Linked DNA regions of Homo sapiens: region 1 is linked to region 2. The links are chromatin loops, found by intact Hi-C in ENCODE. Cell type or tissue: heart left ventricle. All regions are shown on one strand. Each heading gives the region's core, and the rest is flanking DNA. Links, peaks and the distances in the headings are about the cores only.

Region 1 (8,000 bases), core at 1-8,000, 120 kb before region 2:
GGAGGACAGGCAGATTCTTTGAAAAGGGCCTTTTCTGCTAAGCTAAAAATTCATATCAAAATGATCATCTACTTTTTCTACTTCCTGTCAATGTGGTGAAACACATTGATTTTTAAACATTAAGCTACCCTAGCATACTTTAAAGAAACCCAATTCATTGTAATGTACTGTTCATTTTATGTGTTCAATTTGAGTTAGGAACTATTCCCTTTTTCTATTATCTAGAAAAATCTGAGTTCTTCCTTAAACATCTGAAGGAATTCACCAGACAAGTTACATGGGCCTACAGTTTTCTTTGTGGAAAGGTTTTAAATAACAGAAACAAGTTTCCTTAATATACATTTTACTACTTAGATTTTCTATTCTTTCTTCTGTTAGCTTTGGTAAGTTGTATTTTTCAAGAAATTTGTGCATTTCATCCAATCAAATACATGATATAAAGATGATAAAAATACCTTCTTTTAATGTTTGTAGGCTCTACAGTGATATCCCCCTTTTCATTCCTAATATTATATCTTCTCTATTTCAAGAAATTAGTCTTTGTAAGGGTTCATCAATTTTACTAATCTTTCCATAGTACCAATTTTGGGCTTTCTTGATTTTTTTTGTTATACATTTGCTTTCTAATTCACTTATTTCTCTTCTTTATTTCTTCTATTTTCCTTAGGTTTGATTTACTGTTCTTTTTCAATCTGAGATAGAAGTTTAAATCCTTGATTTTCACTCTTACATCTTTTCTAATATGCTTGTACAACTACAGAATTTCCTCAAGCATAGCTTAGGCCAACAATTATTCAATTTTGGTATGTATACTATGTGTACTTGAAAATAATGTGAATTCTGTCATTCTAGGTACAGTGTTCAGTATGTCAGTTGTTGTTTTGTTTCATCTTCTACATCTTTACTGATTTTTCTCTGCTCTTCTATTTGCTATTGAGAGGGGTGTGTTGAAGTCTCTCACCAGGATTGTGGATTTGTCCGTTTCTTAAGTATTTTTAATGCTAAAATAAAGTTTAACCCAGTCATTACCTCTGCTAAGACTTTCTTTATACTCTGGCCCATCCTGAAAGAGATACTCATCCTCTATGTCCCTGTAACATCTTGTGCACACCTTTGTCACAGCACTTCCTACCCTGTCTTGTGAATCATATCTGCCTTGTCTGTGAGATTCCTGAGAGCAAAGTCTATGTCACAAACCTCTGTATCTCAAGAATGACATTCAATAGGCATGTCTGTTTGATGAATTAATGAAAAAATGAAGAACAGCAATCCCATCTATGGCAAAAGAAAGTGTGGGTTAATTTCTAATAAACAAATATAATGAGTTGCAAACTCCTAGAAAGATTTAGAAATACTCTTTTAAAAGATAGTTACTGATAACACAAATGGACTATTTAAAAGAGAACCAGGAAAAATAAGGTTAATCATACAAATCTATTAATACCACTGCAAAGTACAACAACCACATAGTTCAGAGGCATATCCAGGGCAAAATGGGGCAGGGAGGTTCGTGATGGGGTGCTAGGTACATCTTCTAACAAATTCAACCCCTGAAAACCCCTTGCCTTTGGATACGTGCACCAATCCTTATTAAGAAATACAATAGGCCAGGCACAGTGGCTCACACCTGTAATCCCAACACTTTGGGGGCCAAGGTGGGTGGATCACAAGGTCAGGAGTTCAAGACCAGCCTGGCCAACATGGTGAAACCCCGTCTCTGCTAAAAATGCAAAAATTAGCCGGGTGTGGTGGCACACGCCTGTAATCCCAGCTACTTAGGAGGCTGAGGCAGAGAATTGCTTAAACCCGGGAGGCAGAGGTTGCAGTGAGCCAAGACTGTGCCACTGCACTCCAGCCTGGGCTACAGGGATCATCTCAAAACAAACAAACAAACAAAAAACCCAAAACGAAAAAAAAAAGAGATACAATTAGTCCATAAGGACCATCTATTTATGTAATTTGTTGAATCAGTCAATGTGTCATGAATTTTTTTAAATTGTGGTAAGATACACATATAAAACTATCTTTACCATATTTAACTGTACAGTTCAGTGATATTATATATGCATTCACAGTGTTATACGACAGATCTCCAGAACTTTTTCATCTTGCAAAAAAAACTAATATTCTATACCCATCAAATAACAACTGTCCATTTTTCCTTTCCCCCAGCCCCTAGTATGACTGTTCTACTCTGTTTCTATGAGTTTCGCTACTTTAGACATCTCATATAAGAGGAATCATACAGTATTTGTCATTTTGAGACTGGCTTATTTCACTTAGCGTAATGTCCTCAAGGCTCATCTATGTAGCATGACAGGACAGCCTTGCTTTGTAAGGATAAATAATATTCCATTATACGTAAATACCACATTTTGTTTACTCATTCACCCACTGATGGACACTTGAGTTGCTTCTACCTTTTGCCTACTGTGAATAATCTGCGATGAATATGAGTGTACGAATATCTCTTTGAGACCCTGCTTTCCTTCTTTTGGATATAGATGCAGAAGTGGGATTGCTGAATCAGATAGTAGTTCTATTTTTAATTATTTGAGGAAATGCCATAGTGTTTTTCAGAGAGGTTGCACCATTTCACAATCCCATCAACAGTGTATAAGGGTTCCAGTTTCTTTACATCCTTGCCAACTGTCTTAGTCCATTCTAGCTGCTATAATAAAAGTGTCATACACTGGTGGTTTATGAACAGTGGAAATTTATTGCTCACAGTTCTGAAGGCTGGGAAGTCCAAGATCAAGGTGCTGGCAGATTCAGTGTCTGATGAGGGCTTGCTCTCTGGTTGAAAGATGACATTTTCTCATCGTGTCCTTACATGGTGGAAGGGGCTAGCTAGCTCTCTGGGGTCTCTTTTATAAGGGCATTAATCCCATTCATGAAGACAGAGGCCTCAAGACCTAATCACCTCTTAAGGGTGCTTAATACTATGTAATGCTTATAATACTATTCCATTGAGGATTAGGTTTCAACATATGAATTTTAGGGGGACACAAACATTCAGACCATAGCACCAACACTTGTTACTTTCTGTTTCGCTTGTTTGTTGTTTTATAGCAGCCATCCTAATGGGTGTGAGGTGATAATTCATTGTGGTTTTGATCTGCATTTCTCTAATGATTACTGATGCTGAACATTTTTCATGGGCTTGTTTTGGCCTCAATGTGTCTTTAAGATTAGTTAGTATTCAGCCCCACGGTAGCAGCACATGCAGCAAAAATAATTACAACCTTTCTTTAGTCTTAAAAATCAGACCCTGTAGCTCTTTTAAAGTTATAACAACAAATACATCCATTCATCCTTTAGGTCAAAAGATTACCTATAAAGTATATTGCAGAAGCAGTTATTCAAATGTATTGGGCCAAAGGCTTCTTTTTACCGCTAAAATAGCTGTCTGTTGTTTTTGTATCCCCAGCATGCATTCTTCGGTTTTCCTTTGGGAGATCACCCCTCCCCCTATTCAGAGCCCATGTGATTCAGACAAGGCTACTTTTCACCTGGCCCACCTCCAGGGGTGAGCAGGTGATTCAGGCCTGGCCTGTCAGCATATCTAATTACTTCTGACCAAAGTAATTAGGTTATGAAAAAGGATGTGATTTAAATTAGTAAAATTTAAGTAAATCCTGGGACTCCTGCTAGAACTAGGAAGGAGGAGCTCTCTTTCCATTAGGGTTATTTATTGTAAGGATCAGAAAAGCCTGATGTGGCCAGGAACCACCAGAGAGATCCTTCCAGAGGAAAACGGAGCTGAGAGGCAGAGGCAGAGACAGGGAGAGACACAGCTAACAATATTGGTTAAGCCCCTGACTCAGTTGTGCTGGAGGCCACTCCTATCCTGGATATTTCAAATCCATGAAGGAATAAGTTATTTACTTTGTTTAAAAGAACCTGAGTTGGGTTTCTGTTATTTGCAACACAAAGAGTTTAATACTCAGCTTAAGAAGTATAATAGCAAACGTAATTCATTTCTTTAACTGCTCATTATCCAAATTTCCCTATCTAATTGCTATGCCATTTTAAAAACTCCACATCTCCTCATTTAACATAGCAATTAACAAATTGGTTTTTTATCTAAATGTTTTATCAGCATCGGCAATATTCAACATAGTTAACCACTGCTTCCTTTGTGAAACATTTGTCTTGGCTTTTATGATCACACCCTTTCCTAGTTTTCCTCCTACATGTGGCAGTTCCTTCTTTGCCTACTCTGATCTTATTCTCTTCAACCTCCTCTTTCCCTTGTTCATTCTTTTACCCTCCCCCAGGCTATGGTCACCAGATCCACAGTTTCAATTGCTATTTAAATATCTGTGAGTCCCAAATCATATCTCTAGCACAGCCTTCTCTGACCTTCAAAGAACCAGAAGGGCTAATTGTTAAATAGTAAATGAGGACAAGTGGAACTGACATCCCTGCTTGAGTGTCTCAAAAACACCTCCAATTCAAACTGTCTGACACCAGGGCGGTGGTCATCACACATGCCTGCTGCCAGGCCTGGCTCGTCTCTAAAGTCCCTAACTTCAGTAAATGAGGCTACCTTCAGTTGAGTTGCATAAACCAGAAACTTCAAAGTTTTCCTTCACTTCTCTTTCCCCCCCTCACTTCTAAAACACCACTAAGTCCGATTGGTTTTTGCTCTTAAATATCTTTTAAATAAATCTATTCCATTGTAGTCCAAGCTGTCATCTTCTTTATTTACTAAAACAGCCTCCTAAGTAGGCTTCATGTATCTTCTTGCCCACTCTTCCTCTTCTCCACAACACTGTGAGAGATACCTTTTAAAAAAATTTTTTTTCTTTGTTTGAGAGATACCTTTTTTATGTAAAAACGTAACTGACTCTGTCACTCCCTTGCTTAGAATTCTTCAATAGCTTCCTATTTCTCTCAAGCTAAAGACTAAATCTTTTATATGACCTACAAAGAAGTGGGAAGGGTGAAGTATATAAACACTTGCATACCTAATTGCTAAATAAAAGACTTGAAGATCATAAACAGCCAAGAAATCATAAAGACATTCTAGGACCTGAAACCTCTTAAGACAGGGGTCTGTGGACACAGAACAAGCCTGTGTCCTAGTGAGGTTCTCTCAACTCCCTCCTCACCTTCCCCAGTACACATTTTGGGATGAATGAAATCGATGGAGTGTTTTACAAAATACTCCAACTTTGGAGCATATAAAAATCCTTTACATGGCTGGACACAGTGGCTCATGCCTGTAATCCCAGCACTTTGGGAGGCCAAGGCCAGCAGATCACCTCCGATCAGGAGTTCAAGACCAGCCTGGCCAACATGGTAAAACCCCATCTCTACTAAAAATAAAAAATAGGCCTGGCATGGTGGCAGGAGCCTGTAATCTCAGCTACTCGGGAGGCTGAGGCGGGAGAATTGCTTGAACCCAGGAGGCAGAGGTTGCAGGGAGCCGAGACTGCTTCATTGCACTTCAGCCTGGGTAACAAGAGTATAAAAATTATTTATAGCTTTATAGCACCTCTCTTTGAGTAAGACTTGGCCCAGAATGCTGTCTTACTTCATAGCATGGAGTACCGCATTCATCAATACAACCTCCAAGGTTCTGCAGACTTATCTCAATTTACTTCTCAGGACTCAGCCTGGGAGCAATCTTATCTCCTTGGGAGATCTTTCCATACCTTGGCTTTGATTTTTACCATTTAACTCTGTGTGAAATTTGTTTCTCTTGTTCTAGACTTTTGAAGATCATAAAAGTTCTTGGTGGGTTATTTTCAGGCTGGTGGCGAGTATCTTTCTAAAACCCCCAGATGCTTAGAACACTAACAATCAGAACCTTAATTTTATTAATAGTTAAAAGCTAGAGGCCAGGCAAGGTGGCTCACACTTATAATTCCAGCACTTTGGGAGGCCGAGGCGGGCAGATCACCTGAGGTCAGGAGTTCGAGACTAGCCTGGCTAACATGGTGAAACCCTGTCTCTACTAAAAATACAAAAATTAGCTGGGCCTGGTGGCAGGTGCTTGTAATCCTAGCTATTGGGGGGCTGTGGCAGGAGAATCACTTGAACCTGGGAGGCGGAGGTTGCAGTGAGCCGAGATTGTGCCATTGCACTCCAGCCTGGGTGACAAGAGCAAAACTCTGTCTCCAAAAAAAAAAAAAGAAAAAGCTAGAGACTGGCCTTCATGTTCAGTTCCTTGTTAGTAAAATGGATTATGCGCAAAATATAAAAGTAGCTATCATGTGCCTTCAACACATCCTATATTCATAAAAGTTAGCCCATATCTTAGTCAGTTGAAGCTGCCATAACAAATACCAGAGACAGGGTGGCTTAAACAACAGATATTTCATTTCTCACATTTCTGGAAGCTGGGAGTTCTGAGATCAGGATACTGGCAGGTTCAGTGTCTGGTGACGGCTTGCTTCCTGGCTTGTAGACAGCTGCCTTCTTGCTGTGTGCTCACACATGGCCTTTCTTCAGTGCATGCACCAAGAGAAGGGAGAGAGATTTCTCTCTCTTCCTGTTCTTATAAAAGCACTAATCTCATCACAGGCTCCACTCTCATGACTTCACCTAAACCTAATTACCTCCCAAAGGCCCCCACTTCCAAACACCATCACTTTGTGGGCTAGGGCTTCAACATATGAATATGGGCAGAGACACAATTCAGGCCCTAAAAGCCCACAAGAGTTGTCTGCCAAAATACCTTGAAAATTTGTAAGCAACATCACCAATACAATAACTGCAGCAACCCGTAAGAATATGGATATTATGTTTGCTGGAATATGTAAACATTTTTATTTTAAAAATAATCATATGATTGTTCTGTTGGAGAAATCTCCCAGACTCCTACCAAAAGATAAAAGATAATACAATAAGTTATTTGGATGTATTAAATATATCTAAAGAAAAAGAAATCTGGCTAGGCATGGTGGCTCATGCCTGTAATCCCAGCACTTTGGGAGGCCAAGGTGGGAGGGTTGCTTGATGCAGGAGTTTGAGACTAGCCTGGGCAACAGAGAGACACCCAATCTCTACAAAACATTAGCCAGGCATTGTGGTGCATGCCTATAGTCTCAGCTACTCTGTAAGGTGAGGCAGGAGGATCACTTGAGTACAGGAGGTTGAGGCTGCAGTAAGCCATGATGGCATCACTGCACTCCAGCCTGGGCAACAGGGCAACAGAGTGAGACCTTGTCTCAAAAAAAAAAAAAAAAAAAATCAGAGTGTTAAAGGCAGTAGTGCCCATTAGAGCACTTTTGAGAAAGGAGTCTTAGCCACTGTACTTAAACTTATGCCAATTACAGCAGATAAATATACCTTCCTGTTTTCTCCTTTTAAAGTATTTTCTTCTAGTCTTTCTTTATATTTTATCATTGTTATTAAAGTATACTTATATTCTGAATTTTGCTGTCTTAACATTATTTTAGCACAAGCGTTTTTTTCAAACTGCTACCTTTTTGTTAGGATTATAATTTTTAATGCCTATCATATAGAACCAACGATTTGTAAAAACCATTACTTTAATGTTGCCCATTATGAATACTTCCACTTTATCCCTATTAGGAATAACATTGTGACAGACATTTTTAAATGTATACTTTTTTTTGTATCTTAAATTATCTTAAGACAGATTTGGAGAAATAGAATTGGGTCAAAGGTTAGAAACTGTGCTGTGGCGGGGGAGGAGCCAAGATGGCCGAATAGGAACAGCTCCGGTCTACAGCTCCCAGCGTGAGCGACGCAGAAGACGGGTGATTTCTGCATTTCCATCTGAGGTACCGGGTTCATCTCACTAGGGAGTGCCAGACAGTGGGCGCAGGCCAGTGGGTGCGCGCACCGTGCGCGAGCCGAAGCAGGGCGCGGCATTGCCTCACCTGGGAAGCGCAAGGGGTCAGGGAGTTCCCTTTCCGAGTCAAAGAAAGGGGTGACGGACGCACCTGGAAAATCGGGTCACTCCCACCCGAATATTGCGCTTTTCAGACCGGCTTAAAAAACGGCGCACCACGAGACTATAT
Region 2 (17,189 bases), core at 5,159-13,158:
CATGGTGGTGCATGCCTGTAATCCCAGCTACTCAGGAGGCTGAGGCAGGAGAATCACTTGAACCCGGGAGGCAGAGGTTGTGGTGAACCGAGATCGTGCCATTGCACTCTAGCCTGGGAAACAAGAGCAAAACTCTGTCTCGAAATAAAATAAAATTACCATAACACTATTATCACATCTAACAAAATAAAGAGTAATCCCTCAACATCTTACCAACACAGTAATACAGTATTACTCTTAGACCTGGGCCAGACCCCATTCTTTAGAGGTTCATATATATATATGTATATTTTATATTTTATATATATTATATATATAATATAAAATATATTTATATTATATATTATAAAATATATTTATATAATATATAATATATATATTTATATACATTTATATATATAAATAAATAATATAAATATATTTTAGAGACAGGGTTTTGCTATGTCACCCAGGCTGGTCTCGAACTCCTGAAGCTCAAGCAATTCTCCCACCTTAGCCTGCTGAGTAGCTGGGACTATAGGGGTGCGCCATCACACCTGGCCAAGGTTCTTACATATTTCTAACACCAACAAATAAATAAATAAATACATAAGTATTAAAGAATATGTGGGTACCTCTATCACCCTGGATTAAGCATACAGCCCTAGCACAAATGACCCATAGCCTAACATCTACTCTTGTGACTCACACCATTCAGGCCTCTGGGAAATGCTCTTGTTCCCCCAATGCCCCACCAGCCTCTGAGTAAGAGGTGCCTGCCTCCAAATACTGAGTAAGCATCAGAGCTGGGCAGTTTTTGAGGTTAGAGATGGGTCCACTTCTGGGAGCCTGTGGATTTTAGCAGCAGAAGCACTTAAGCAGAGAAAGACAAATTAATTAACTTGTCAAATCATTCCTCTTAGAGAGTGTGATGTGAATGCAGTACATTCTTGCATGATAAATGTCTGCCTCAGTAGTGCCAAGAGACCATTTCCTTGCTTCTCTTCATATTCTAGTTCAGAGTTCTGGGCACACTAGTGAATTAGCAAAAAATTTGCAATAGCTGTATATGGTAACTGAGGAACATTTTGCAAAAGTAAACAATTCATACTACTTTTAAATTTGTATCTGCTAGATCTAGATGTCCTGTCCCTGAAGTATAATGCTGATTCTTTACATTAGCAATTAGATAGACAATAAATGAGGCCGGGTGCTGTGGCTCATGCCTGTAATCCCAGCACTTTGGGAGGCCAAGGCCGGTGGATCACCTGAGGTCAGAAGTTCAAGACCAGCCTGGCCAACATGGTAAAACCCTGTCTCTACTAAAAATACAAAATTTAGTCAGGTGTGGTGGCACACGCCTGTAATCCCAGCTACTTGGGAGGCTGAGGCAGGGGAATCGCTTGAACCCAGGAGGCGAAGGTTGCAGTGAGCCGAGATCATGCCACTACGCTCCAACTTGGGTGACAGAGTGAGACACTGTTTCAAAAAAAAAAAAGATAGACAATAAATGCTAACATTGTGATTATTTTTAATAAAAATACTTAAGATGTAATTAAATTTTTTAAAAGTAAAAATTTCAGCTTTAGTCAAATAATTTGGATTTAAACTTTTGATAATCATTCCTTATTATTTGTATTTTGCCTTTTAATTCAATGGGTAATTAAGAATATTTCAAACATTTTCTGTAAGGGTCCACGTAGTAAATATTTGAGGTTTTGCAGACCATGTATGGCATACAGTCTCTGTGCTATATTTTTTTGTGTGTTTGTTTGTTTTTACAATCCTTTAAAAATGTTAATACCAACCACAATGAGATACCACTTCATAGCCACTAGGATGGTTAAAGTAAGAAAGACAGACAATAACAAGTGTTAGCAAGGATGTGGAGAAATTGAAAGCATCACACATTGCTGGTGGGAATATAGAAGGTACAGCCTCTTTGAAAAAAAAGCTTGGCGGTTCATCACATGGTGAAACCCACGACCCAGCAATTCCACGCCTAGGTATACACCCAAGAGAATTAAGAACATGTGTTCACACAAAAACCTGTACATGTATATTCATAGCAGCATTATTCGTAATAGCCCTAAAGTAGAAACAACCTAAATGTCCACCAACTGATGAGTGGATAAACAAAATGTGGTACATTGTGGTATAATAAAAAATGTATTTGATCTTTGTCTGCAGTTCCTGGCCCAGAGCTCCTGAAACTCTGGGAGTTTCCTGAGTGATAGGAGCATCTAGTTATTCATTTCAAGCCCCTTTGACTACACCTGAGGTTTTTTTGTGTTTTGTTTTGGGTGGGGGCATTGAGATGGTGTTTTGCTATTTTGGCTGGGGCTGGTTTCAAACTGGACTCAAGCAATCTTCCTGCCTCATGAGGCCTCCCAAGTAGCTGGGACTACAGGTGCACACCACGGGGCCTGGCATACATTTTTATTTATTTATTTATTTTTGAGACAGAGTCTCGCTCTGTCACCCAGGCTGGAGTGCAACAGCTGATCTCAGCTCACTGCAACCTCCACCTTCCAGGTTCGAGCGATTCTCCTGCCTCAGCCTCCCGGGTAGCTGGGATTACAGGCATGTGCCACCACGCCAGGCTAATTTTTGTATTTTTATTAGAGACGGGGCTTCACCACGTTGGCCAGGCTAGTCTCGAATTCCTAACCTCAGGTAATCCACCCACCTTGGCCTCCCAAAGTGCTGGGATTATAGGTGTGAGCCACCGCGCCCAGCGCTGGCATACATTTTAGTTTTGTTAATGGGGTGACTCATGGTGGAGCCCCTTGATAGCTTCAGGATGCTGGTCATCAGAAAGACCCAACATGTGATTAGAGGATGGGAACTTTCAATGCCCTCCCCTAACCCCCTTCCCTATCTCCAGGAAGAGCAGGGGAGCTGGAGATTGAGTTATAAAAACTCTTGAACAACGAGCTTCTGGAGGGTGGTGTGTCCAAGGAGGGCATGGAAGCTCTGTGCCCCACCCCACATCCCTTGCCCTACGCATCTCTTCCATTTGGCTATTCATTTGTATCCTTTATAATACACCAATAATTGTAAGTAAAGCACTTTCCTGAGTTCTGTGAGTTATTCTAGAGAATTACTGAACCTGAGGGTCGGGGTGGGGGTGGGGTCACGAATTTGGAGTCAGACGGACAGAAGTGTTAGTAGCCTTGGAACCCCATTTATGGCTGACACCTGAAGTGGGAGCACTCTTGTGGGACTGAGCCCTTAACCTGTGGGGTCTGTGCTAACTCTGGATAGTTAGTGTTAGAACTGAATTGAATTGTAGGACACAGAGTCATGCTGGAGAATTGGTTGTTGGTGTGGAAAAACAGCAGGTATTTGGTGTCAGTGAAAAAAAACACATTTGGTGCCAGAGTGTTATCAGAAAGTACTACACATATAGCCATACAATGAAATATTACTTATATATAGTATATGCTACAACATGAATAACCTTGAAAACATTATGCTAAGTAAAAAAATTTGGATATAACAGGTCATATATTATATGATTTTATTTATATGAAATGTCGAGAAAAAGCAAATTCATAGAGACAGAAAGTAGATTTGTGGTTTTGAGGGACTGGGGGCTAGGAGAATGGGAAGTGATTGCTAATGGGTCATGTTTCATTTTGGGGTGATGAAAAGTGTTCCAGGATTAGATTGTGGTGATGGTTGCACAATTCTGTGAATATTCTGAAAACCACTGAATTGTATATTTTAAAAAAGTGGGCCGGGTGCAGTGGCTCACGCCTGTAATCCTAGCACTTTGGGAGGCCAAGGCAGGTGAATCACCCGAGGTCAGGAGTTTGAGACCAGCCTGGCCAACATGGCAAAAACCCGTCTCTACTAAAAATACAAAAATTAGCTGAGTATGGTAGCGTGTGCCTGTAATCCCAGCTACTTAGGAGGCTGAGGCAGGGAGAATTGCTTGAACCTGGAAGGTGGAGGTTGCAGTGAGCCGAGATTGCACCACTCCACTCCAGCCTGGGCAACAGAGCAAGACTCCATCTCAAAAAAAAAAAAAAAAAGTGAAAACATTTTTAGCTCAAGAGTCGTACAAAAAGCCAAAGGCTGCATTTGGCCTGCAGAGTGGAGTTTGCCCAACTCCTGTTTTAAGTGATAAGGCTGTTTTGGGAAACATGTGGGAGGAAAATGTAAATTTCTACTCTTAACCCAAGCTCTGTTAATGCAAGGGATAGTCCTGATCTAATATCTAATCTATTTTCAAATTTCTCAGAATGTCTCTTTACACATTCACTGCCCCTCCTCCCAGAGTTCTGTCTTCTCTTATGTCTCTCTCCATAGCCTTTGGTCCTTCTATATCCATTGTTCCATCTGGTCCCACACCAATGGAGGAAGGGGAGAAGAAGATAAACGTTCTCACATAGCTGGATCAAATAGCTAAAACGCAAGTAGACTTTTTGCACTGTGAAGATTTAAGAGCACAAATCCTGCACATTTTATATAATCAAGTAATTAAGGTGATGATGGCGAAATGTGTAATGGTGGTGGTGGGTGGTGATGGTGGAGTCCTGATGCAGATAACAGCCATCTATAACGGAATGATTACCAAAAGATGTTTGAGAATAGCCCTCTTTTTGCTAGCAATATTGCTATTTTTCTCTTATTCCTGAGTTAGCCGGGAAAATGAGTCTCTGCCAGGGTCTGGGCAAGTAGGAGTCTGCAGTAATATTTAGAGACCTATTTTGCGATTTTATGGAACTGCTGAAAAGGTCAGGAACATTTCTTTAAATGTCAATGGCCTGTGGGTCCAATTACCCAGGGGAGGACATTCTTGGAAGAGGAGCTTTACAAGTCTGGCAGAATGGTGTGGGAGGAGCTTAGGAAGTAGGGAACCAAGGATGGTCCCAGGCTTCCAAGAGAGAGGGTCCTGGGCAGAGGAAAGAGGCTTTTGCAGAAGTTATTGATGCATTCTCCTGTGGACGGAGAAGGCCTGGTAGAGTTGCCTACTCCAAGCAGTGCTTGCTGCCTCCTCCACCCCTGCTTGTGAGGCTGAGTCGATAGGGGTTGCAGGAGCCTAGGGAGCCAGGAGAAAGCTGGAGGGGATGCACCCTCCTCCCACACTCCAGACTGTGGAGTTCCCAGCTTCCTCTGTGCAGATCCCTGGGACTGACACTGACCTGGGGAAGCCCAGCAACTGCATTCCGGGCCAGGCCATGTGTTCAAAATCCTGAGCAGACATTTCCAACGTTAGTGAACCTAGTTCTTTCCCACAAATATATGAAAAATGTAGATTTGCACCTGAGCCCCATGTGTAGCAATTGGGAGTCAAAGATCTTACGATAAACAGTATATATATGTTTTTTGTTTTGGTTTGGTTTGGTTTGGTTTGGTTTTTTCACGGAGTCTTGCTCTGTTGTCCAGGCTGGAGTGCAATGGCGCGATCTCAGCTCACTGCAACCTCCACCTCCCGGGTTTGAGCAATTCTCCTGCCTCAGTCTACTGAGTAACTGGGACTACAGGCATGAGCCACCATGCCTGGCTAATTTTTGTATTTTTAGTAGAGACGGGGTTTCGCCATGTTGGCCAGGCTGGTCTTGAACTCCTGGCCTCAGGTGATCCACCCACCTTGGCCTCTCAAAGTGCTGGGATTACAGGCGTGAGCCACCATGCCCAGACAGTATATAAGCCCGCCACCACGCCCGGCTAATTTTTTGTATTTTTAGTAGAGACGGGGTTTCACCTTGTTAGCCAGGATGGTCTCGATCTCCTGACCTCATGATCCACCCCGCCTCGGTCTCCCAAAGTGCTGGGATTACAGACAGTATATATTTTTAATAATGGGGCGGGAAGCTATTTTCATGGGAGATAGGCAGCTTGTTAAAATGCATATTCCTAGGCCCTCAACCCCATTGAATCAGTATGGAGAAGAAAGGGTGCCTGAAGGGGGAGTGGAACCCAGGAAGTTGCACTTTCAGCAACTTCCCCAGGAGATTCTAACACTGGGCCACTCCAGGCCTGCCTGCAAGAACCAGTGCATTTGCCTGGAGAATCTTCTGTCCTCTGTGAATGTCTTCGTAGGAAAACTGGGTCTGTTGTAGTACCCATGTGGGCAGCAGGATGACAGGGCTTTGAAATCAGATGATGTGGTCTTTAGCAAGTTACTTAACTCTTTGGGCTTCCAGTCCCTCATGTGTAAAACAGGGGTACTACTGCCCACTTCCAGGGATTCTGGAAAGGATTTAACGAAATAATGAACTGGAAGAGGTTATCCCAGTGCCTGGCCCATGGTAAGTGCTTTGTAAATGCAGGCTCGATTACTATTATTAAACATCTGGGAGGCCTCAGGTAGGGCTTCTGATCCTGGCCATCTGTTTCCCTCTACACACAGGGCCGGCTGGTGTGTGTCTGAGGGTGCTTGCATGCATGTACCTGTATCTTGGGTTGTCCTTGTTCCCTATTTTTCCCCTGCCCCTCCCTATCACTGCTAGGCCCACCAGCCTGCAGCTCAGGGTTGCCGACCCAAACAAGGGGGAGTAAAGCTGACATGTGTTTGCCAATATCCTGTACCAGTCACAGCCAGCTCCTCAGGAAGGACAGCCTGTGCAGATACACAAGGCTGATTTGGGCACAGATGCAGACCGTGGCCCTGAGGGACCCAGTGTCTGGGTTTTCCCTACGGCCTGAAACATTTAGAAGCTGGAGTTTCCCCAGGATAGATATGTCCAGGGTCCCTTGCAGGGTCTTCATCTCCCTCTCCACTCTGCTCTTGTGATGCACTCCAGTGTAGCTGACCTTTTCCCTGAAGCCACGGAGACATTTTCCCAGAAAACAGACAGCTCCCCAGAGTTGGCCAAAAGGTATATATGTGAGCTTAGCTGGGGAGGGGAGACTGAGGTTTTCTCCTTCAGCCTGCAGCAGGAAGACGATCCTCACCGCCCTTCCCCCACCTGCTACAAATAGCTCCTGCTCAAATACAGGGATCTTGCTGTTTGACAAAGGAGCCGTGGAGACTCTATATGTTTTGATGAGGAATTTTTCAGGCTGCCATTTATTGAGTGCCTACTATGTGCCAAGAGCTTATATTCCCCATCTCTCTCTCTCTTTTTTTTGAGATGGAGTCTTGCTTTGTTGCCCAGGCTGGAGTGCAATGGGTACGATCGCAGCTCATTGCAACCTCCACCTCCCAGGTTCAAGTGATTCTCGTGCCTCTGCCTCCCGAGTAGATGGGATTACAGGCACGCCCCACCACGCCAGGCTAGTTTTTGTATTTTTAGTAGAGACGGGGTTTCACTTTGTTGGCCAGGCTGGTCTCAAACTTCCAGCCTCAAGTGATCGGCCCACCTTGGCCTCCCAAACTGCTGGGATTACAGGCATGAGCCACTGCGTCCGGCCACCCGTCTCTTTTAACCCTCATTACAACCCTGTCGGTTAGGTACTCTTTTCCGTTTTACAAGTGAAGAAACAGGATCTCAGACAGGTCATAAATGGTGGCACTTTTAAGCCCAGGGACACCTGACTCCAAATCCTGGGATCTTATCTTTGGGCTCTATTTCAACCACTAAGTAAAGCTGACCAAGACAAGAGAATGCAGGACGAGGCCAGGCATGGTGGCTCACGCCTGTAATACCAGCACTTTGGGAGGCCGAGGCAGGCGGATCACCTGAAGTCTGGAATTCAAGACCAGCCTGGCCAACATGGTGAAACCCTGTCTCTATCAAAAATACAGAAATTAGCTGGACATGGTGGTGCGTACCTGTAATCCCAGCTACTCCGGAGGCTGAGGCAGGAGAATCACTTGAACCCAGGAGGCGGAGGTTGCAGTGAGCTGAGATTGCACCATTGCGCTCCAGCCTGGGCGACAAGAGCAAAATTCCATCTCAAAAAAAAAAAAAAAAAAAAAAAAAAAGAGAGAGAGAATGCAGGACAAGATGGCAGGTGTGGGTCACCAGGGCCAGAGTCTGGGGTGACAAATGAGAACAGTCTCTGGGTCAGGATTGGCCGGCGGGGAGCTGGGGATGAGGGAAAGAAATACATCTAGCAGTGTGCCCCCTTGAGAGCCAGAGATGATGAGAGTCACACTCACAAAGCTTCTCTAGCGGGACTTGCAAAAAAAGTCCCACAGTCCTCTTGGTGAGACAGCAGATGAAATAGAGGCTTACTGATTTGTCTCTCCAGCCCTCCTCTCAAATTCTGGGGAGAGGCCCCTTTCTTCTAGTAAGCTGCTTCTTCCTCCTTTCCACCTACAGGGTTCCCGTGGAAAGAGCCATTTTACTCTATCCTCAGTTAATCATGGACTGATCCAGGGGCAGGGCCTCTACCCAAGCTGAACCCATTGACTTCCTCCCTGGGATTTTTTTGAGCTGCTACTGAGATGAGTCCATTTCTCATTAGGAACTGAAGCTGTGAGGGATGAGGCTCAGGAGGCATCTGAAGCTGATCTACAGTCAGAGAGGAGCAGAGACAAGGGATATAGGCGGAAGGAAGAAGACAGGTTCCTGGCAACATTCAAGACTGGAGCTCAGCTGGGCGTGGTGGCTCATGCCTATAATCCCAGCATTTTTGGAGGCCTAGGCGGGTAGATCACTTGAGGTCAGGAGTTTGAGAACAGCCTGGCCAATATGGTGAAACCCCGTCTCTACTGAAAATACAAAAATTAGCTAGGTGTGGTGGCACATGTCTGTAATCCAAGCTACTAGGGAGACTGAGGCAGGAGAATCACTGGAATCCGAGAGGCGGAGTTTGCAGTGAGCCGAAATCATGCCACTGCACTCCAGCCTGGGCAATAGAGCGAGACTCCGTCTCAAAAGAAAAAAAAAAAAGTCTTGAGTTCAGATGTTCCTGGGATCCAGCAGCAGCCCTGCTCTTCCCTAGATTGACTGTTCAACCCTTCTTCTAGTTGGGATGTGTTTGCCAGTACCCCATACCTGACTCTGGCCGGCTCCTCAAAAAGGACAACCTGGTACTACTATTATCTACCAATAAAGTTCTTTTTTGTACCCATAATTGGGTTCTGTCCCTTGCCACCAAGAGACCTAATCAGTCCAATCTGTCATCTGTCACTGCTCCATGAGGAAGACACAGCCAGCATGTTCCAGAAAGCTGGGGCAGTCAAGCCAACCAGAGGGGCCCAGGTGCCTGATGGTGACATGAGGCCAAGTGTGGGGGAGGCTCAGGCCTGGAGCAGCTGGCCCCAGTTCTGGGCTGCAGAGCCCTGGTCAGGAGCCAATCTTTTGGGCCAGGCTGGCTCCTGGTACCCAAAACAGAAGCCAAAGAGGTTGGGTTTAGAGGTGGCTGCTCTCAATTTGTCATCACTCAGATGCCTGGGCCAGAAATGTTGCCTTTCCTCTGACCCTGAGGGAATCACTATAAGAACCACTGGGCTTTTCCTGGAAGTCCAGAGCCTAGTCAGATCATTCCAGAAACCTTCTGCCAGATGTCCCTCAGAGCCAACATGGATTAGGGAGGGAAGAAAAGGTGGGAGGTAGAGGGACTGGGGAGGAGGGGGAGAGGAGGGGAACAGTGAAGAGGAACCTGCAGAAAAATCCATCCTTATTTCTTTGTCAGCAGTTCCTACAAGGTGCTTCCCCCACCCTCTTTCCTTCTTCCAGCAGAGATCTGGACTTCATTCTCCTTTCAAGAAAGCTTTTCTGCTCAGCTGGAAGGAGTGGTCAGGAGTGCAGGGCTGATCAGCAAGATTCCACAAAGCTTCCGAGCAGCACTTCTGGGTCTCAGCTACTCCCGAGGGGTGTCTCAGTCCTGGGCAAGGATCCTAGAGGATGCTCATTTTAGGGTAGAGAGAGCTGGACCCTGTGACTGTGCAGCTGGCCCTCCTGTCCGCAATGGAGACACAGCTGAGGACTCTGGCCCCCGTTTGCTGCCCGTGGAATGAGACAGGGGTGTAACTGAATAAGGTCCAACAGCTGTTGTGCGGGGAGTCTCCTGTTGAGGGGTGGAGAAGACAGTGCCCTGCCATCTCCCCCACACTCATTACCCTACTCCCAGTGTCCTTTCCCTTGCGTCATCTCATGGAAGGGTCATAAGTGTCCCTAGAGGAAGGCCAATGATAACCACCATCTCAGCATTCGTGGAAGGATGAGCACCAGAGTGGGGGGCCCATCCACTGAGAGCCCCACAGCACATCCCCATAGAACTTGGTTCTGCTTACTGCACCACTCTGCCTTCCCCTGTAGCCCTGGTCCCACCTCTGTGCCTCCCTGCAGCTTGGGCTTCCTCCAGCTCTTCTAGCTTTTGTCCTGGGTGAACTTTTTATACTTTCTACTTCAGCCTGTTTGACTAGGCTGTCACCTAGTCGCTGTCACCATCTCTCTGTTCCACTTGCTTTCTGTCCTCTCCCTGCTCCTCATTCCCCTCGAGACAGCCCCTGCCTCAGGGACAAGCGGCACCCTGCAATGTCAAGGGAAATGCAGGCTGACTGGTAGGGTTTGCTGTGCTGTGCAAACCTGCTCACCATCCCCCCCATCCCAGTCCCTCTCCCCTTCCTCTCCCAGCCTTCTGAGACACCCCTGAGGGCTCTTCAAGGCAGACCCAAAGCTGGCTAGCTCCCAGGGTGCTTGGAAGGTAGGGCGGGGAGAGGAAGCTGTTCATTAAAATTCACATCAAGAGAAATAACTAATCAGAAACCATTTGTTGCTTAATTGGTTTTAAACTTCAGGAAGATTCCTCATTAGCCTAGGGGTGACCTCTGCAGAGCAGCCCAATTGGGAAAGGAAGAATGGAGGGAGGGAGGCAGAAGCCCCTTCTCTTGCCAGCCTGCCCCCGACTCTCCAGCTGGGCCATCAGAGATGCTCCTATGCTTCCTGCTGTGGGTTCCCAGAGCCAGGCTCTAGCTTTGCACTCCTCTTCTTCCTTCAAGCTCCCTCTTCCAGGAAGCCTGCTGCTATAGTCTGACTGTTTGTCCTTCAAAATTCATAAGATGAAACTGAATCCCCATTGCGATAGTATTAGGGTGAGGCTTTGGGAGGTGATTAGGTCATGAGGGCAGAGGCTTAGTGATTGGGACTGGTGTCCTTATAGAAGAGGCCCTAGGGAGCTTGCCTGCCTCTCCTGCCAGGTGAGGACACAGCTAGACGTTGGCAGTCTGCAAACTGGAAAAGAGCTCTCGCCAGAACTTGACCATGGTGGCACCCTGATCTTGCACTTTCCAGCCCCCAGAACTGTGAGGTATGAACTTCTGTTGTTTATAAGCTGCCTAGTCTGTAGTAGTTTGTTGTAGCAGTGGAAACAAACTAACACACCTGCCCTGATCACCTGGGGCATGGTTCCCAGCCGCGAGCTCCTTCTGCACATAGTCTGCATCTTCCTTCCCTCCTTCCTTCCTTCCTTCTTTCCTTCCTTCCTTCCCTCCCTCCCTTCTCTCTCTCTCTTCTTTCTCTCCTTCCTTCCTTCCTTTTTCTTTCTTTCTTTCTCTTTCTTTCTTTCTTTCTTTCTCTTCCTTCCTTCCTTCCTTCCTTCCTTCCTTCCTTCCTTCCTTCCTTCCTTCCTTCCTTTCTTTCTTTCTTTTCTTTCTTTCTCGGAGTCTTGCTCTTGTTGCCCAGGCTGGAGTGCAGTGGTGCAATCTTGGCTCACTGCAATTTCCACCTCCCAGGTTCAAGCAATTCTCCTGCCTCAGGCTCCTGAGTAGCTGGGATTACAGGCGTATGCCACCATGCGCGGCTAATTTTTATATTTTTAGTAGAGACAGGGTTTCACCATATTGGCCAGGCTGGTCTCAAACTCCTGACTTCAAGTGATCTGCCCACCTTGGCCTCCCAAAGTACTGGGATTACAGGCTTGAGCCACTGTGCCCGGCCCACACTGGGCACCTTTTGATGTATTGATTGTGCTTCCCAGCCTGAGAGCTGAAGCTTTCTTCCCATTCCTCTCATTAACTCCTATTTCTCCCTCTTCGTCTGCCTCCCTGCTCCTCCCACTCTTCTCTCTTCTCTCCTTCCTCCTCTTTCCCCTTCTCTTCCTCCCACTCACCACCACTTCTCCTTCCTCCCAAGTCAACTCCCCTGGTGGCTAAAGGAAACACCAGATCAGTGGCTGCCTCCAAGGCATACTAGAGCCCCCCATCATTTTCATCAGCATTTCAGTTGATAATTCTCAAATCCAGTCCCCATTCCAACTTCCAACCAGACTGCTGCCTTCTGCCCAGGAGTCTGGGGAGGGGGCACTGGAAACCCATTGTATTCAGAGAGAGGGAAGAACTTAGCTTGGAGAAATGAAGACTGAGGAGGTTACAATGACTCTTCATATTTTGTCCTGTGTAGGCCAGAAGGACAGAGCCAGGACTGGTGCTGGACTGAATTTGAAAAAGAGCAGTGAACAACCACTTGTTTTGTTTGCCCAGGCTTCTAGAAACAGCATTCCTTTCTTTGGGGAACCTACCCTCCCACACTCCATATGGTTTCAACGTGGCTACCACTCAGTGTATACGATCTCCTAGCCTCAGGTCGTGGGACAACACCTGGCCAGTCATAAGCGCCCATGGCCCTGTCCATGGTAATTGGCTCAGAGATGGGCATGTGATCCACGCCTGGCCTCTCTCAATCCTCCCTGAGAATGTATGTGTGATCACTGGGAGAAAGATTCTCTATCTTCTGGTTCTCCAAGCTGGGATGAGATATGCTGGGAATTGTTGGTGACTTTGTGCCAATCACACGGAGAAACAGAGCCAAGAGTTTCAGGGAGAGAGAAGAAAAGTCCTGACAACATTGTTTAGGTCTCCAGAGTCCTTGAGGTCACTTCTGCTGCTACCCTTCCCAATTTCTTGGCCCAATACATTCCCTATTTTGGTGAGCCAGTGAGTTGAATTTCTGTCACTTCAACTCAGAGTTCCCAACTGACGTAAGAAGTTTCTCACAGTGGGAGCTGTCCAAATGGGGCTGGGTTGCCTTGGGAGGTGGCAGCTCCCAGAAAGAGCTGGACAACCTCCAGCCAGGGACACTGGAGAGAAAATTTCTGGGTCCAATTATGCCAGATAACAGCTAATATTTATTGAGTGCCTGGCATTTTATAGCCATTACCTCAATCCTCAAAACACCCCTGTGGGGAGGCATTCACCCCATTTTATAGATGAGGAAACAGAATCTCAGGGAGGTTCATTAAATTGTCAAGGTGGCACAGATCCAGGGTGAAGTGCAAGTCTTTTTGACTCCAGAACTCCTGCTCCTTAAGTCCAGAGATTCAGAGGCTCTTCGCCCACACCCTTCCTCAAAGCCTAGATGCCTCTGGAGGGGGCAAATGCAGTCCTGGTTTCTGCTGTCAGCTCAGCAGCTCCTAAATAGGGCAGTCGATAGAGGCGTGGTGCTGTGTCCAGGTGAGCAGAGAAGCACATGGCCCCAGTTGGCTCTGGGAACAGGCTGTCTACAGAAGCACAAGAGTGGAAGAAACCCAGAGGAGGGGAGGGGAGCCTTTCGGGAGAGGGCAGGTGAGCAGGAGGTGTGTCTTCCTCCAAAGACCTGGATGAGGGGTTCTGTACCGTTTATGTGTCATGGACACCTTTGGGAATCCGATGGAACCTGTGAGCCTTCTAGAAACAAGGACACGTGCAAATATGCAGTGTATTGCATACAAGTTTGGGGGCTCCAGAGACCTCCTGGAGCCATGCATGGAACCCCAGTAGCCCAGTTAAGAACTCCTCATCAAGAAGCATGAAAAGTGCCCAGGGGCTGCCTCAGGCCAATCAGGAGTAGCAATGAAATCTCAGAGAAGCCAGACCTACCTTAGCTGATGATTTTAACCAGCACATCCAGTGGGGAAGGAGATGGAGTTTCTTTGCCCTCTTTCTCTTAGGACTTTGCCCCTCAGCAACATGCTAACTCACAGCTCTCCTGCTTCCATTTCCTGCAGGGTTTCTGACCGATACATAGGCTCCTGTCTATGTTAGCCCAACTACTAGGACTAGGATGATGGAGAGGAGGAGGATCATGGTTGTTTCTCTCTCTCTCCACTTCTGACTCTGCCTCCACACTTCTCTGGAAGAGATTGAGTTTCAGGAGCCATCCAATGAAGAGGGATGAAAGAAATGACTCAGGATGGGCTGATGAGGCAAGAGGGGTGAGTTGTCTATGAAGTTGTCCCATCGGCAGATGGGAGGAGGGAGGTGGAAAGGAGACCAGAAAGATGAGGGGTCTCCTTCTCCTAGAGAAGCTTTGGCCTCCAAATAAGACTGAGATTCATGGTTGAAGAGCAAAACTCAACAGGGCTGGGAAGGGCCTGCTGAGAGGGGCCTGCAGGTCAGGCCTCTGCCTTTGAGTTCATACCATCCCACCACATCCCCCCGAAGAGCTTTTCCTTCCCAGGGCCTCCCTCTGGAGCCTGACCCCTTCCTGAGGCTCCCTCTATCTGAGCAGCCTGTCCTGCATATTTGTCCCCTTGGCCTCTGAGGTGTGACTCTTATCTGCAGTGCCTGGGACTCTGGAGCCAGGCACTCCCAGGCAAGTAGGAGACAGATCAGCCAGGAATGCGGGGGTTGGGGGAGCAGGGTGAGGGAATGCCCCTGGAAAGGCTCCTGTGTGGAATGTCTGCTCTCCACCTCAAGCTTCTCCCACCTGACCCTTCACCCTAGGTCTGGGCTAGGCATTCCTTTTTTGGGCTCCCAAAGCTGGGTGTACTTTCCTTATTGAAATTGCCAGATTAATCGCCCATCTCCTTTCCTGTCAAGTTAATATCTGGTCCACCATTCTACCACCAGTATCTAGCAACTTGCTTGGCATATAATAGGTACATTGCATCCAGTAGATGCCCAACCAATATTTATTTATAAGGAAAACTGATCACATACACCCTGCACCTGGGGAAAAGGCCCCCAGCTGCATTGCAGAAGTAGCATGAGGCACAAGACCCCTGCAGGACCGGGAAGCAAGAGGCCTGCAGTTTGCTTAAATTCTACCAGCTGTGGCTTTGGACACTCCCTTCTCCTTCCAGGCCTGTTTTCTTATCTGAAACTTGGACTTGGTTGGACTTGATACTCTGTGGTTCTAGTCCCAATATAAGCCTTTTTATTTTAATTTTATTTTTAAAATTTTATTTATTTTTTATTTTATTTTTTTGAGACAGAGTCTTGCTCTGTCTCCCAGGCTAGAGTGCAGTGGCACAATCCTGGCTCGCTGCAATGTCTGCCTCCCAGGTTCAAGCAATTCCCCTGCCTCAGCCTCCCAAGTAGCTGGGATTACAGGTGTATGCCACCACACCCAACTAATTTTTGTATTTTTAGTAGAGACAGGGTTTCACCATGTTGGCCAGGCTGGTCTTGAACTCCTGACCTCAGGTGATCAGCCCACCTCTGCCTCCCAAAATGCTGGGATTGCAGGCGTGAGCCACCACACCCGGCCTCAATGTAAGACTTTTTAAAGTATCATGATTAATACATAAAAATTTTGACTCATAGTCAACAAACCTTGGCAACTTAGCCTTTCTTTTACTCATGGCCAGGCACCATGGGTATTTTTATCTATATGTCCCTCGTCTAAAAAGAGTCTGTCTCCTTATCTAGCCATGTGCCCACAAAATCAATTAATTACTTCACTCACTTACTTGTTCATTCAACAAATATTTATGGAATGCCTGTTATGAGTCAGAGATAAACTGCGTTTCCTTCACCATCATTGTGGGAATCTTCAAGAGAGTGGTAGGTACCAGGGATGGCGCTTCACTTAGAGAATCTTCACGTAGGCATGGGGGTGGGCCAGGGGAGGCCCCTCCCTCTTCACCTGCCCCATCTCACCCCTCCTGCTGTTTGGCAAAGGCCTTGCTCCTGGGAGAGAGACAGCCCTGTGTGCTAAGCAGAGAGATCCGGCTGGCTAACAGGCTTCCCATGGGGCAGGTGGTGATATCTGATTCAGGGATCTGGAAAGAGCCGAAAGGGCTAGTGCTCAGCCCCTTCCGCACCCTCCAGTGGAGACCTGTCCACACCCCTCAGCGACCCCCTTGCACACATCCACCAAATATAGGTGGGAGGTATCATGGGCCCCTCTCAGTGACACTCAGGATGGGCCACTAGCCCCGGCCAGGATGAGCGAGCTGACCGTGCCCCCTGGGTGGATGCTGTCTAGGACTCATCAAGGACTCTGGCTAGAGCTGTAAGGCCTTCCCTCTAGATGCTGGGTTCTGGTCTGATTTGCGCCTTTCCCTACTGGCTGGCAGTGTCCTTGCCCCTCTTCCCACCAGAGGGTGGAAAAACCACAGTTTTGTGCAGCGCGGTGACCTTGACAGGCACATAACCGGAATCACAGCTGTAGCCACCGTAGTCCATTCCTTCTGAGAACCCCTTGCTTATTTCAGCCTTCCTAAACCCTTGTGAAAGAAAATAGATCTCAAGACCCCAAACTCTGTATGCCAAAGGGGAAGTTAAGCTGGGGAACTGAGTCACACAAGAACTGCTTTCCTTTTGTTCCCAAACAGGCAGCAGTGATTTCACAACCCTGTCAGAGCCTCATTTCCTCTGCTCCCTCCTTTCACATGTTTACTTTCTCTTATGTCAAATGCAGATTTACTCAGCGCAGGATAAAGCATCATTGACTTTTTCTTCTGCTCTCTTTCACATGTAAAATGTAGATTTACTGGGGTGAATCAGAGCCTCACAAGACCGTAATCATCTGCCTCACGGCCTACCCTCACTCCCTCTTTTTTCCCTCCTGTTTGCTCTTCCCCCTTTAAATATGAAAGTTCCCAAAAACTCCCTTTGGAAAAAGCATGGGTCACAGATGCTCCTGTGGCTTGAATTTCCCTACCTTCCCTCCCACCCTCTACCTACAGCCCGCATGGCCTGTCCTTAACCTTGGCTAAATAAACCTTTACTCGATGGAAACCTGTCTCAGTCACTTTTGGTTTACACCTTCATCTCTCCCATTTGGCCTTGGGTACAGATGGGCTGAGGATAGTTGTGTGCAGAGTCAAGAGAAGGGCGAAAGTGTAACCGATGCCATCTGGATTGAAGTCGCCAGCTCAAAGGTGGTCTACAGAGCCCCAGGTGGGGAATGCAGGGCAGCTCCCCCTGGAAGTGTCCCATGGGCTAGGTGCATTGCTAAATTTGGCCACGTTGTTTTTCCCTTCAGTTTACACAGTCATGAGCTGTACCTGCTGAGTGCAGCTGGGGAGAGTAACCCGGGCTCAGGCACTGGCTTCTCAACAGATTCCCCCTCCCGGCTCAGCTGGGGTCCTGTTACTGCTTGGCAATCCTTTGAAAAAATGACTTTGTTATTTAACTTACTAAAAAGCCATATAAGCAC

The links. A loop is a pair of places that touch in the nucleus more often than their neighbours do. Peaks named below come from ENCODE experiments on the same cell type or tissue, not always from the same donor. Only the 100,000 strongest peaks of a DNase experiment are listed, where the experiment ranks them.
Region 1: a loop joins it to region 2, with 3 times the contacts of the local background. A loop is called at or near these places in 9 of 110 quality-filtered maps.

Annotation. Positions count from the first base shown.
Region 1 is chr15:73,514,133-73,522,132 of GRCh38, reverse strand. All of the region lies in intron 2 of REC114 (REC114 meiotic recombination protein), which reads right to left. Among named protein-coding and RNA genes, the nearest start is that of NPTN-IT1, 51 kb to the left of the region's middle. In heart left ventricle, for the core only: no CTCF peak of the experiment used is centred there; a DNase peak (open chromatin) is centred at 4,502; H3K27ac peaks cover 2,352 bases.
Region 2 is chr15:73,386,938-73,404,126 of GRCh38, reverse strand. All of the region lies in intron 2 of LOC124903571 (serine-aspartate repeat-containing protein I-like), which reads right to left. Among named protein-coding and RNA genes, the nearest start is that of HCN4, 27 kb to the right of the region's middle. In heart left ventricle, for the core only: no CTCF peak of the experiment used is centred there; DNase peaks (open chromatin) are centred at 6,592 and 9,166.